Linked DNA regions of Homo sapiens: region 1 is linked to region 2. A link is an interaction called in ENCODE POLR2A ChIA-PET data of the cell type or tissue named here. Cell type or tissue: PC-3. All regions are shown on one strand. Links, peaks and the distances in the headings refer to the core of each region. The heading gives the core; the rest is flanking DNA. Region 1 has its middle 15 kb from the start of MIR183. Region 2 overlaps AHCYL2 (adenosylhomocysteinase like 2).

The links. Peaks named below come from ENCODE experiments on the same cell type or tissue, not always from the same donor. Only the 100,000 strongest peaks of a DNase experiment are listed, where the experiment ranks them.
Region 1: POLR2A ChIA-PET joins it to region 2 with 7 read pairs; 2 of 35 experiments call an interaction of 5 or more read pairs at or near these places.

What each region holds. Positions count from the first base shown.
Region 1 is chr7:129,787,758-129,793,136 of GRCh38, reverse strand. No RefSeq gene overlaps it. Among named protein-coding and RNA genes, the nearest start is that of MIR183, 15 kb to the right of the region's middle. RefSeq lists enhancers at 215-715, 4,630-5,139, 5,140-5,379. In PC-3, for the core only: no CTCF peak of the experiment used is centred there; a DNase peak (open chromatin) is centred at 2,806; H3K27ac peaks cover 514 bases.
Region 2 is chr7:129,377,832-129,383,210 of GRCh38, reverse strand. AHCYL2 (adenosylhomocysteinase like 2) reads right to left here. Exons shown (of 17, transcript NM_015328.4): 2 at 3,462-3,573. Among named protein-coding and RNA genes, the nearest start is that of STRIP2, 54 kb to the left of the region's middle. RefSeq lists a silencer at 486-670. In PC-3, for the core only: no CTCF peak of the experiment used is centred there; no DNase peak of the experiment used is centred there.

The sequences.
Region 1 (5,379 bases), core at 310-5,309, 410 kb before region 2:
AAAGTGCTGGGATTACAGGCATGAGCCACTGCGCCTGGCCCGTGAACAGCAATTCTGTCGGTGGTCTTTCATTGTCTGCTCCTCGGAGCCCTTCTGGAAGCAGGCCTGAGATAAACAAGCACATAAACGAAATGTGTCCCGGTGGTTTTCAGGAAGTTGGACATTCATGGAGCAGCATTATCATCTCCACAATGACCCCCTCTCCTCCTCCCCGGCGGGGGGCTGGGAACCATCATGCTGGTATCCGGGCCTCTGGTGAACTTGGCCAGTAGCAACCACAAGCTGCAAATGGCTGCTGTGTGTGGCCTGAGACAGGCACAGGCTGGGATGGCAGGGGCTGGACTGCTGATTTCAAAATGGTTGGAAAGTCCCCTGGACTAGAGACTGCTACTTTGGAGCAGAGCAGCTTTCTCTGTTGTTCAGCTGATGCTGTATTGGAATACAGCTCTAGAGTAAAGTTTGAAATTCATAGCTTTTGACCAGGATCTGTGACTGACACAGTCAGCCCAATGAGGCCAAGGCATCTCTAGAGCCCAGGATCTCAGGCTGGCTCCCTGCCCACTGGAAGCCTCTGGGCTTATCCAGGGACACCCAGGATTTCTCTCCTCATGTACAATGGACAGAGGGTCAGTGTGGCACTCAGACCCAGTTCAAATGCTGGCTCTACCCCATCCTAGCTGAGTAACCAAATTATTGAACCCCTCAAGCTTCCATTTTCTTTCTTTTTTTTATTTTTTGAGATGGAGTCTCGCTCTGTCACCCAGGCTGGAGTGCAGTGATGTGATCTCGGCTCACTGCAACCTCCACCTCCTGGATTCAAGCGATTCTCCTGCCTCAGCCTCCCAAGTAGCTGGGACTACAGGCGTGTGCCACCACATCTGGCTAATTTTTTTGTATTTTAGTAGAGACAGGGTTTTGCTATGTTGGTCAGGCTGGTCTTGAACTCCTGAGCTCAGGTAATTTGCCTGCCTCGGCCTCCCAAAATGCTGGGATTACAGGCGTGAGCCACCGCACCCAGCCTTAGCTTCCATTTTCTCATCCATAAAATGGCATAATAATGCTAACCTCACACGGCAGAGGTGAGGAATGGAAAGACCTACCCAATAAATGTCACTTCCCTCCTCTTGGGTTTTAAAATTAATCACAGTTCAGGAAAAGGAAGCCGTGTTCATTAACAAATCCCATTCAACGAACCCCATTCAAATTCATTCAACGAACATTTAATGAATGCCTACTATGTGTCAGACAGGTACTGTCAACTTATGGGCTTTGGGACCATCGGAGATGGGGGTCTGAGCTTGCAGGTAGTGAATAAAGTCAGGGCGAGATCTCACCCTGTGTGGTAATAAGGCATTTTGTACCTGGATTTTTTTTTTTTTTTAGACAGAGTCTCGCTCTGTTGCCAGGCTGTAGTACAGTGGCGTGATCTCGGCTCACTGCAACCTCCGTCTCCCAGGTTCAAGCCATTCTCCTGCCTCAGCCTCCTGGATAGCTGGGACTACAGGCATGCACCACCGCGCCCAGCTAATTTTTGTGTTTTTATTAAAGATGACATTTCACCACGTTGGCCAGGATCGTCTCGATCTCTTGACCTCGTGATTCGCCCGCCTCGGCCTCCCAAAGTGCTGGGATTACAGGCGTGAGCCACCACACCCGGCCATATCTGGATTTTCATGATTAAAACAGAAGATACAACAAATGTGAGAAGAGTCTTTGGGAGGAATATCTTGGTTTTCTAATCTCATGACTGAGAGCAACCTGAGTGAGGTGGCCAGGGGTCTTACAGGTAAGGTCAACACCACCATGTTAACAGTTCTCTAAATGTGGCTCAGCTGAAACTAAGTCGGGACTGGCTCAGCACCTAGGACAGGTGGTCTGAGTAAGTTCCTGCAGTTGCCCCCAGCAGAGTTAAGCAGGGCAGAGCGGACTCCATCAATCCCAACAAGAGAGGTGGAGGTCAGATGAGCCTCTCTAGGGACAAACGGAGGAGCCCGAGGAGTCTCCTCTGCTCTGCAGCTCACTAGCTGGATGGCTTGAGCAAGCCACTCAATCTCTCCAAGTCTCAGTTTTCTCACTCGTAAAATGGGGTTATCCTGAGAATCAGATGAGATGATGTCCATGAAAGCACTTTGTAAACAGCAAAGTGGTACTATGGAGGCCGGGAGCGAGAACGCTTGGGTCTGAGCCTTCATCTGCCAAGTGCCCTCTGAGTGAACTTGGAAAATGCACACTCACAGGAAGCCTCAGATCTTCCCACCCTTCAGAGATCTGAGGGGAAAATGAAAAAGTGTTTGGGTCCTGGCACAGTAGCTCACACCTGCAATCCTAGCACTTTGGGAGGCTGAGGTGTGCAGATCACTTGAGCTCAGGAGCTCAAGCCCAGCCTGGCCAACATGGTAAAACTCTGTCTCTACCAAAATACAAAAATTAGCCCAGGTGGTGGCGGGCTCCTGTAATCCCAGCTACTCGGGAGGCTCAGGTAGGAGAATCGCTTGAACTCAGGAGGCGGAGGTTGCAGTGAGCTGAGATCACACCCCTGCACTTCAGCCTGGGCAACAAATGTCTCAAAAAAAAAAAAAAAGGGTTCAGGGAAGAATTTTGTGCACCATGATCCATCTGGCCTCAGTTGAAGCTGCTTGCTTCCTTGGCTCTCTCTTGGCTCACCTGTGCCCAGTTTCCACAGTGAGCTCCGAAGTGCCTGGAGCCCTTCATTGTGGCGTCTCACTCTGCAACATTCCCCTAACGCTCCAGAGCCAGGCCTTTCTTCTGTCTCCCTCACACTCAGTCACACAGGCACGTAAGCCCATGAAAAGATGCTCACATCATTTGTCATCAAGGAAATGTAAATTAAAACCATGATGAGATATTATTACACACGCACTGGAATGCCCAAACTAAGACATGCTAACATGTATGTGATACCAGTGAATTCACATGTTGCACACCCCAGTACCAATCCGGGATGTGCACCATAGCAGTGAATTTGCATGGTGCATACCCCAGTTTCAATCTTAGAGAAAAATCAAGCCAATGGCTGTCTCTATAGGATAGGCAATGGGGGGAAGCTATTTTGAAGCAGGAAATTTACCTCCTCCTCCAAGTTATACTTACTCCAAGATAGGCCAGGGCCAGCTGGTGTCAGGGATGGCAAGAGTGGGCAGAGGCTACTCCCTGCCTCAGAGACCACCCCCTCCACTTCCTACCCTCCCTTGAAGAAGTTGGCACCCTGTGGATGCTGACTGACTAAAGCCTTGTCATTTCCCCCAAAGGCTGGTGGAACAGAGATAACTAGGGTCATTGATGCTTAGAGGAGAGATGATGGGGGAGGGGGCTCTGAGTGGAGAAGGGACCAAGAACATGCTGCTATTCACCATGTGTGCTTGGAGGGGGAGCATATGGCTAATAATGACCAGCTGTTCTCTGTCAATTCCAGATGGAATCAGAGAAAAATGGGCTTCCCCAGTAGCAAGAAACGTTTAGGTGGGACATAATGATGAACTTCCTGAGAGAGTTGTTGAGAACAGTGGATGTGTGTGTGCACACCCATGCAGGTGCATGTGTGTGCACACCCATGCAGGTGCATGTGTGTGTTGGAGTGTATGCGTGCTGTCACTGGAGCAAGGGAAGACGGCGCTCGGTATAATTCAGAGCACTTTAGGAATTGGAAAGGCAAACCTCAAAGTGACATGAGCCTGTGTCCCTCTGGGCTGGGGACAGAGAGATGGACTCGGGCCCTTTCTCTAGGTACCTCCGAGGGCAATTAGCTAGCTGGTCCATCAGTAAGAACCCCAAACCAGAAATCTGCGGAGCCAGATGGGTACTTACTTTCATGGCCTGACCCCTCCCAGCGGCCTGTGCATTCTCCTCCCCATTAGGGTAGAAGAGTCCATCCATCACCATTGCAGCTGTGATGTCACCACTGCAGGCCTCCACTGCACAGGAAGACGGTTCCAACCCCTCCAAGGCGCTAAATCATTCATGGGCCAGAAAGCCTGGGTGGCAGGAGATTTACTGCCGAAGAAACACTTCAGGGACTTGTGGAAATCAATTCCTTAAAGAGACCCCATCAGCTGGCAGGTGGCCTAGGGCTGAGGCCTGGGTTTGTGTTGGGGACCCATTGAAGTAGGGTTGGAGGGGAGCAGCTCCCTAACTCCAAAACCAAGGATGGAAGGGAGCCCAAGGCTAGGCCCAAGGTTAGGATACATTCCTGACACCCTAGCTTGGGGAGGTGGGAGGAAGAGGAAGAGGAGCGTTCCCCGAATCCAGCCCTGGCTCAGCCGCTCCTCCTGTCACCTGATGGCTGGACTTATACCCATGGGGGCTCTGCTGGTGAATAAGACCAAATGAGGAGGATTGTCAGCATGTGTTTGCTGAGTCTGTTGGCTCCTCAATCTCAGACCACCCCACTTAGTCTCTGCTGGCAGGGGAGCAGGCCAGCTTTGGTTTCTCTGCAGCAGAGGCTGGGAGCATTATCCAGCATGCTTCCTTTTCATCTCAAGGAGAATGTGAGCTCCTCGAAGGCCCACATGGTCTCTGCTTTAAGATCCAGACCAGGCGCAGTGGCTCAGGCCTGTAATCCCAGCACTTTGGGAGGCTGAGGTGGGCAGCTCACTTGAGGCCAGGAGTTCAAGGCTAGCCTGGCCAACATGGCAAAACCCTGTCTTTACTAAAAATATAAAAACTAGCTGGGGTGGGGTGGCATGTGCCTGTAATCCCGGCTACTTTGGAGGCTGAGGCACAAGAATCACTTGAATGGAGGTTGTAGTGAGCCGAGATTGTGCCACTGTACTCCAGCTTGGGTGACACAGAGAAGACTCTGTCTAAAAAAAAAACCAAACAAAAACAAAAACCCAGACCTGTGGGACTTGATGATTAAGTTCTTGGGGTAGCATGTGCTAGTTTTGTTTTGTTTTGTTTTGTTTTGAGACGGAGTCTCGCTCTGTCGCCCAGGCTGGAGTGCAGTGGCGCCATCTCGGCTCACTGCAAGCTCCGCCTACCAGGTTCACACCATTCTCCTGCCTCAGCCTCCGGAGTAGCTGGGACTACAGGCACCCGCCACCACGCCAGGCTAATTTTTTGTATTTTTAGTAGAGACGGGGGTTTCACCGTGTTAGCCAGGATGGTCTCGATCTCCTGACCTCGTGATCCGCCCGCCTCGGCCTTCCAAAGTGCTGGGATTACAGGCATGAGCCACCAAGCCCCACCGCATGTGCTAGTTTAACCAGTTAGAAGAGCATGTGACATCCAGAAGCGGCGTGGGACGTCTGTTGTCCCATGCATATCTAGCATAGTGGGCTCCGTTGGTCCAAGTGCAGCCCAGCTTGTCTGCCTCTGTTTCTGCCTCAACGTGTCTTGGAAAAGAAAAATAAAGGGATGAAG
Region 2 (5,379 bases), core at 314-5,313:
CTGGACAACAAAGCAAGACCCTGTCTCTTAAAAAAAAATAGAATAAAATAAAAAGAGATATCTATAAAACATTCAAGTGAAAGGACTCAGCAGGCAGTTGTATATATGAATCTAGTATATAGGAGACAGATTTGAGCTGGATAAAATATGAGAATCAAACACCAATACATGATATTTAAACCTATGAGATAAATGAGTTCATCTAGGGAGAAAGTATAAACTGAGAAGGGAAGAGGTCCAAGGATGAGTCTTTGGGGCTTTCCAGTGTTAATTTCTATAGTCATTTAAATTATTAATTTTTTTTGAGACATAGTTTCACTCTTGTTGCCCAGGCTGGAGTGCAATGGCATGATCTTGGCTCACCGCAACCTCTGCCTCCTGGGTTCAAGCAATTCTCCTGCCTCAGCCTCCCGAGTAGCTGGGATTACAGGCATGTGCCACCACACCTGGCTAATTTTTGTATGTTTAGTAGAGATGGGGTTTCTCCATGTTGGTCAGGCTGGTCTCGAACCCCCGGCCTCAGGTGATTCGCCGACCTCAGCCTCCCAAAGTGCTGGGATTATAGGCGTGAGCCAACGCGCCCTGCCTAAAATTATTTTTTTTTATTAAATAAAAAAAAGTCTCACTCTATTGCCCAGGCTGAAGTGCAGTGGCACAATCTTGGCCCACTGCAACCTCTGTCTCCTGGGTTCAAGCGATTCTCATGCCTCAGACTCCGGAGTAGCTGGGATTACAGGCATGCGCCACGACGCCTGGCTAATTTTTAAATTTTTTGTGGAGACGGGGTTTCACCGTGTTAGCAAGGCTGGTCTTGAATGCCTGACCTCAGGTGATCTGCCTGTCTCGGCCTCCCAAATTGCTGGAATTACAGGCATGAGCCACTGTGCCCAGCCTAGTCATTTAAATTATAACATATGCTGAAAATGGGCCCCAAGTTTTTATTGACACATATTTGCATATATGTCTTGTCATATTTAGAGAGTTGTGAGTCAGTTCCATTACTTTTGGCTTTTCATTCGATGCACATGAAACTCTTTTTCTATCATTGTATATAACTTTCCATTGTCTGTGTTACGAAGATGCCAGGTGCAAGAGTTTTCCAGCGTCACACAACAAATCAAACATGGATCAAAGACTAGAAACTAGGTCTCTCCTAACTCCTAGTCCAATAATCAGGATAGTAGGCATTTCTAGTCAGAGTCTGTTTAAAAGGGCTTGACAACCATTCACTCAAAGGGGAAAAGAAAAAGAAAGAAACAAAAAACAAAACAAGGTAACAGTGCATGTGATGCAGCTGCTAAAGAAGCAAACATTTTGGGTTTCATTTTAAAAGCACTGAGTTTACAGAACTAACACTTCCTGTAGATTAGTTCAGACCACTGAGAATATTATGTTGATAGGCATAATGTTTTTAAAATGATACCTAATCTGAAATAGATCCAGATGAGGGTAACCAGGACAGTGGGATACCCCTAAATCAGGCAACCAAAGCCAGCAAATTTTAAATAAAATCTTTAAATTCCAGGGATTATATAAGAACTTATCAGGAGATAAATAACTATGTATAGTAAGTAGCACCCTATGTTCCAAAGAGGTCAGCAATTAGAGGGAAGCAGAATGAGATCTTTAAGTTCTTTTTCATCTCCAGGATGTTTTGACTTCCTGTGCCTGAACTTAGTATCATTAAACAGATACATTAGGTAGACAATTTTTGACTTATAAAAATGATAATTTCATATAGTTTAATCTAAAAGGTCCAAGTTTACCAGGATGATACCAGTCTATATCATTCACCAATGAGCTATGCCAAGCCACTATGTGCTCACTTAGAAACTAAGAGCATTAATTACTCTCTTCCAGGTAAATAGATATTTTTTAAAGTACCCTCCCTGCCTATGGGGACTGGGTGGGAAGGCAGGTATTGGTTTCCTCTGCAGGAATATAGTTGGATATGTATATCTAGTGTGTAGGGGAGAGACTGAGCTGGAGTTAAAATTTGATATTATTATTATTTAGTATCAATCTTTAGATAACATGCACAAACCCACAGCTTGAAATGTTACAAACTATTTTACAATTCACATTTTTCACAATTATTGTGGTTTCCAGAGTTACATTAACCAGTTTGTGAATTTTCAACACTGCTTATTTCAGCAGAATAAGATAGGTTTCCTGGCCTGGCGCAGTGGCTCACGCCTGTAATCCCAGAACTTTGGTAGGCTGAGGAGAATCATTTGAGCTCAGAAGTTCAAGACCAGCCTGGGCAACATGGTGAGATTCCATCTCTACAAATAATTTTAAATTTAGGCAGGCATGGTGGTGGGTGCCTGTGGTCTCAGCTACTCAGGAGACTGAGGTGGGAGGATCACTTGAGTCCGTGAGGTCAAGGCTGCAGTGAGCTATGACCATGCCACTTGCACTCCTGCCTGGGTGACAGAGTGAGACCCTGTCTCAAATCTTGTGCTACCCCACAAAAAAGGTAGTACAAGATTCTGTATCTTTAGATAAAAATCCATAGGAAGTGATATCATATGCTTTACATCATTCACTGTTACTGTGGGGGGAAAGTAAAAAGACAAATGTAAAAAGTATATAAATAATCTACCCAGCCTAAAAGCTACAGCTTCCCAAACAACTGTTTTTCAACTTTATATAACAAATATTACTTTCCTATTTGTACGAAGAACAAATAAAATTTCAGGTCATAATAAACATTTTCTAATGAATATTACTATTTATAATGTGAAGAGGTAACTAGGGCAAGCACTCAGCTCCCTATCACATCCCAACACAAGAGCAAAATAAACTAACTCCATATTAAATCCGACTCATACTAGGCAGCGTTTAGCATACTAGCCGATGCCTTCAAGGGGTCCTACACAGTAACAGCTCACCTGGCATTAAATGATAACTCAGTCCCAGGGCACATGTATCTGAGTTAATGCCAGTGCAAAGGATGGGAGGAATAACAAGAAGTCCAATGTCACAGCTTAGGAGAGAAGGCAAAGGGCTCACTTGCTTGAACTAGCTACAGTGTGTCATTACTTCTTGGGGCAATTGAGGTTTCCCTGTTAATTTGCAAGTACCAGATGGAGGGATGAAGAATTTCTTTTTTATTTTCAAAGGATGAAAAAAAAAAAAGACCACAAGTATATACACATACTGTTCCGGAAAGATCATCAATGACATATTCCCACCCTTCTGAGTAGATTAAAGAATTCAATTTCCTTAATCACCCTCTTCTGACTCTATTGGAAGAGGAGGCCTCTATTAAGCTCCACTCTGAATTGCCAAGAGAAATCCAAATATTCCACCCAGCATTTTAGTCTAAATTTTGACTCGAAGTATTTATTCAAAGCACAGTCTTGGTCATGCTTAATTAGCCTTGGATAGACAGGAGGGCCCATTGAGATCGTACTTATTAGCCTCAACAGCTGGGTCCACAGCAGTTCAGTACTCACCTGAGCTGTAGCTGTCAGTAGATGACTGAGAAATGGAACGAGACAAAGAGCGACGTCCAATTTTGGTGGGACGTTTGTTGAATTCTTGCTTCTGGTCAGCAAACTGGATCTGCTAAGAAAAAGAAACCTAGTTATATAAAGAAAAAGAACCTCCATTTTGAGACAGCAATTCAAGGCTTGTATTACAGGCTTTCACCTTCCCTAACAGTTGATCTGATTGTATCAACCTATGTTTGGGATATTAAGACCCTTTGAAGATAAGAATACTTTTTCATTCTTCTTTTTTTTTTTAAATAGAGATGGGGTCTTTCCATATTGCCCAGGCTGGCCTTGAACTCCTGGGTTCAAGCAATCCTCTCACACAGCTGGGACTACAAGCATGTGTCACTGTGTCTGGCAATGTCTCATTCTTTACCTACTATGTTTCTAATCAAATTTAAATCTTTGATACACTTTTTTTTTTTTTTTTTGAGATGGACTTTTACTCTGTCACCCAGGCTGCAGTGCGGTGGCACGATCTCGGCTCACTGCAACCTCCACCTTCTGGGTTCAAGTGATTCTCATGCCTCAGCCTCCTGGTAGCTGGGATTACAGGCACACACCACAATGACCTGCTAATTTTTATATTTTTAGTAGAGACAGCATTTCACCATGTTGGCCAGGCTGGTCTCGAACTCCTGACCTCAAGTGATTCACCCACCTTGGCCTCCCAAAGTGCTGGGATTATAGGCATGAGCCAGTGTGCCTGGCTACTCTTTGACTATATGCTTTTTACAATAAAATTGTGACACCCCACTCCCCACAAATAGAGAATGGGATATTCTGGTTAAATTTTTAGAAAATTGAGTCATATTCAGAAATATTTTATACAGTTTCACTGAAAAGTAAAACTGGAAAGAATATTTCAGATTATCATATTTGTAAGCTCCATATATCTAGATGAGAAAATTGCAAGGTACAAGAAAGAATATTTGAGATTATCATATTTGTAAGCTCCACATATCTAGATGAGAAAATTGCAAGGTACAGGAAGGCAAAATCACTTGCATTCAGGTTTCAAGAATCTCAGGAAATGGTAATGATTTAATAATTTTTAAAAAGCCTTTTCATTAAGAATGAACATTCTGAAATTGCATTTAAATTCTGGCTATGCCACTCATTAGCTGTGTAATGTTGCTCAAGATGCTTTAGTGAGTCTCATTTTTCCATAAATACAACAGAGATAAAAGTACTTACCTCACAGGTTTTAGAGAGGGTTCAATGAGACAATGTGTGTAAATTGAAACATAGCAGGAAATTCAATAAATCTACTCCCTACCCAACCCCTACGGTTCAATGCTCTCGTAACTCTTGCAGGTAGCCACTCTAATTTGTTAAAGCTTTTTAAAATATATTAGTTAGCTTTCCAGTACTAGTAAGTAAATTTATTTTTTTTTTTTTAGATGGAGTCTCACTCTGTAGCCAGGCTGGAGTGCAGTGGCTTGATCTCGGCTCACTGCAACCTCCACCTCCTGGGTTCAAGCAATTCTCCTGCCTCAGCCTCCCAAGTAGCTGGGAGTACAGGTGTGTGCCACCATGCCCAGCTAATTTTTGTATTTTTAGTAGAGACGGGGTTTCACCATGTTGGCCAGGACGGTCTCAATCTCTTGACCTTGTGATCCACCTGCCTTGGCCTCCCAAAGTGCTGGGATTACAGGCGTGAGCCACCACGCCTGGCTAGTAAGTAAATATTAATTTATTTTTAAATATTTGATATTATAAAATACCTAAAAGCAGTAAGATTGATCATTAACTATAATAGATGTAGAAGGAGCAGATTAATTGAATGAATATGTATAAGCCTCATATCATACTCTGGACATTGCATTTTGGATGATTATTTGATAATGATTTTCTTACAATTTTATCTTTCTCCTAT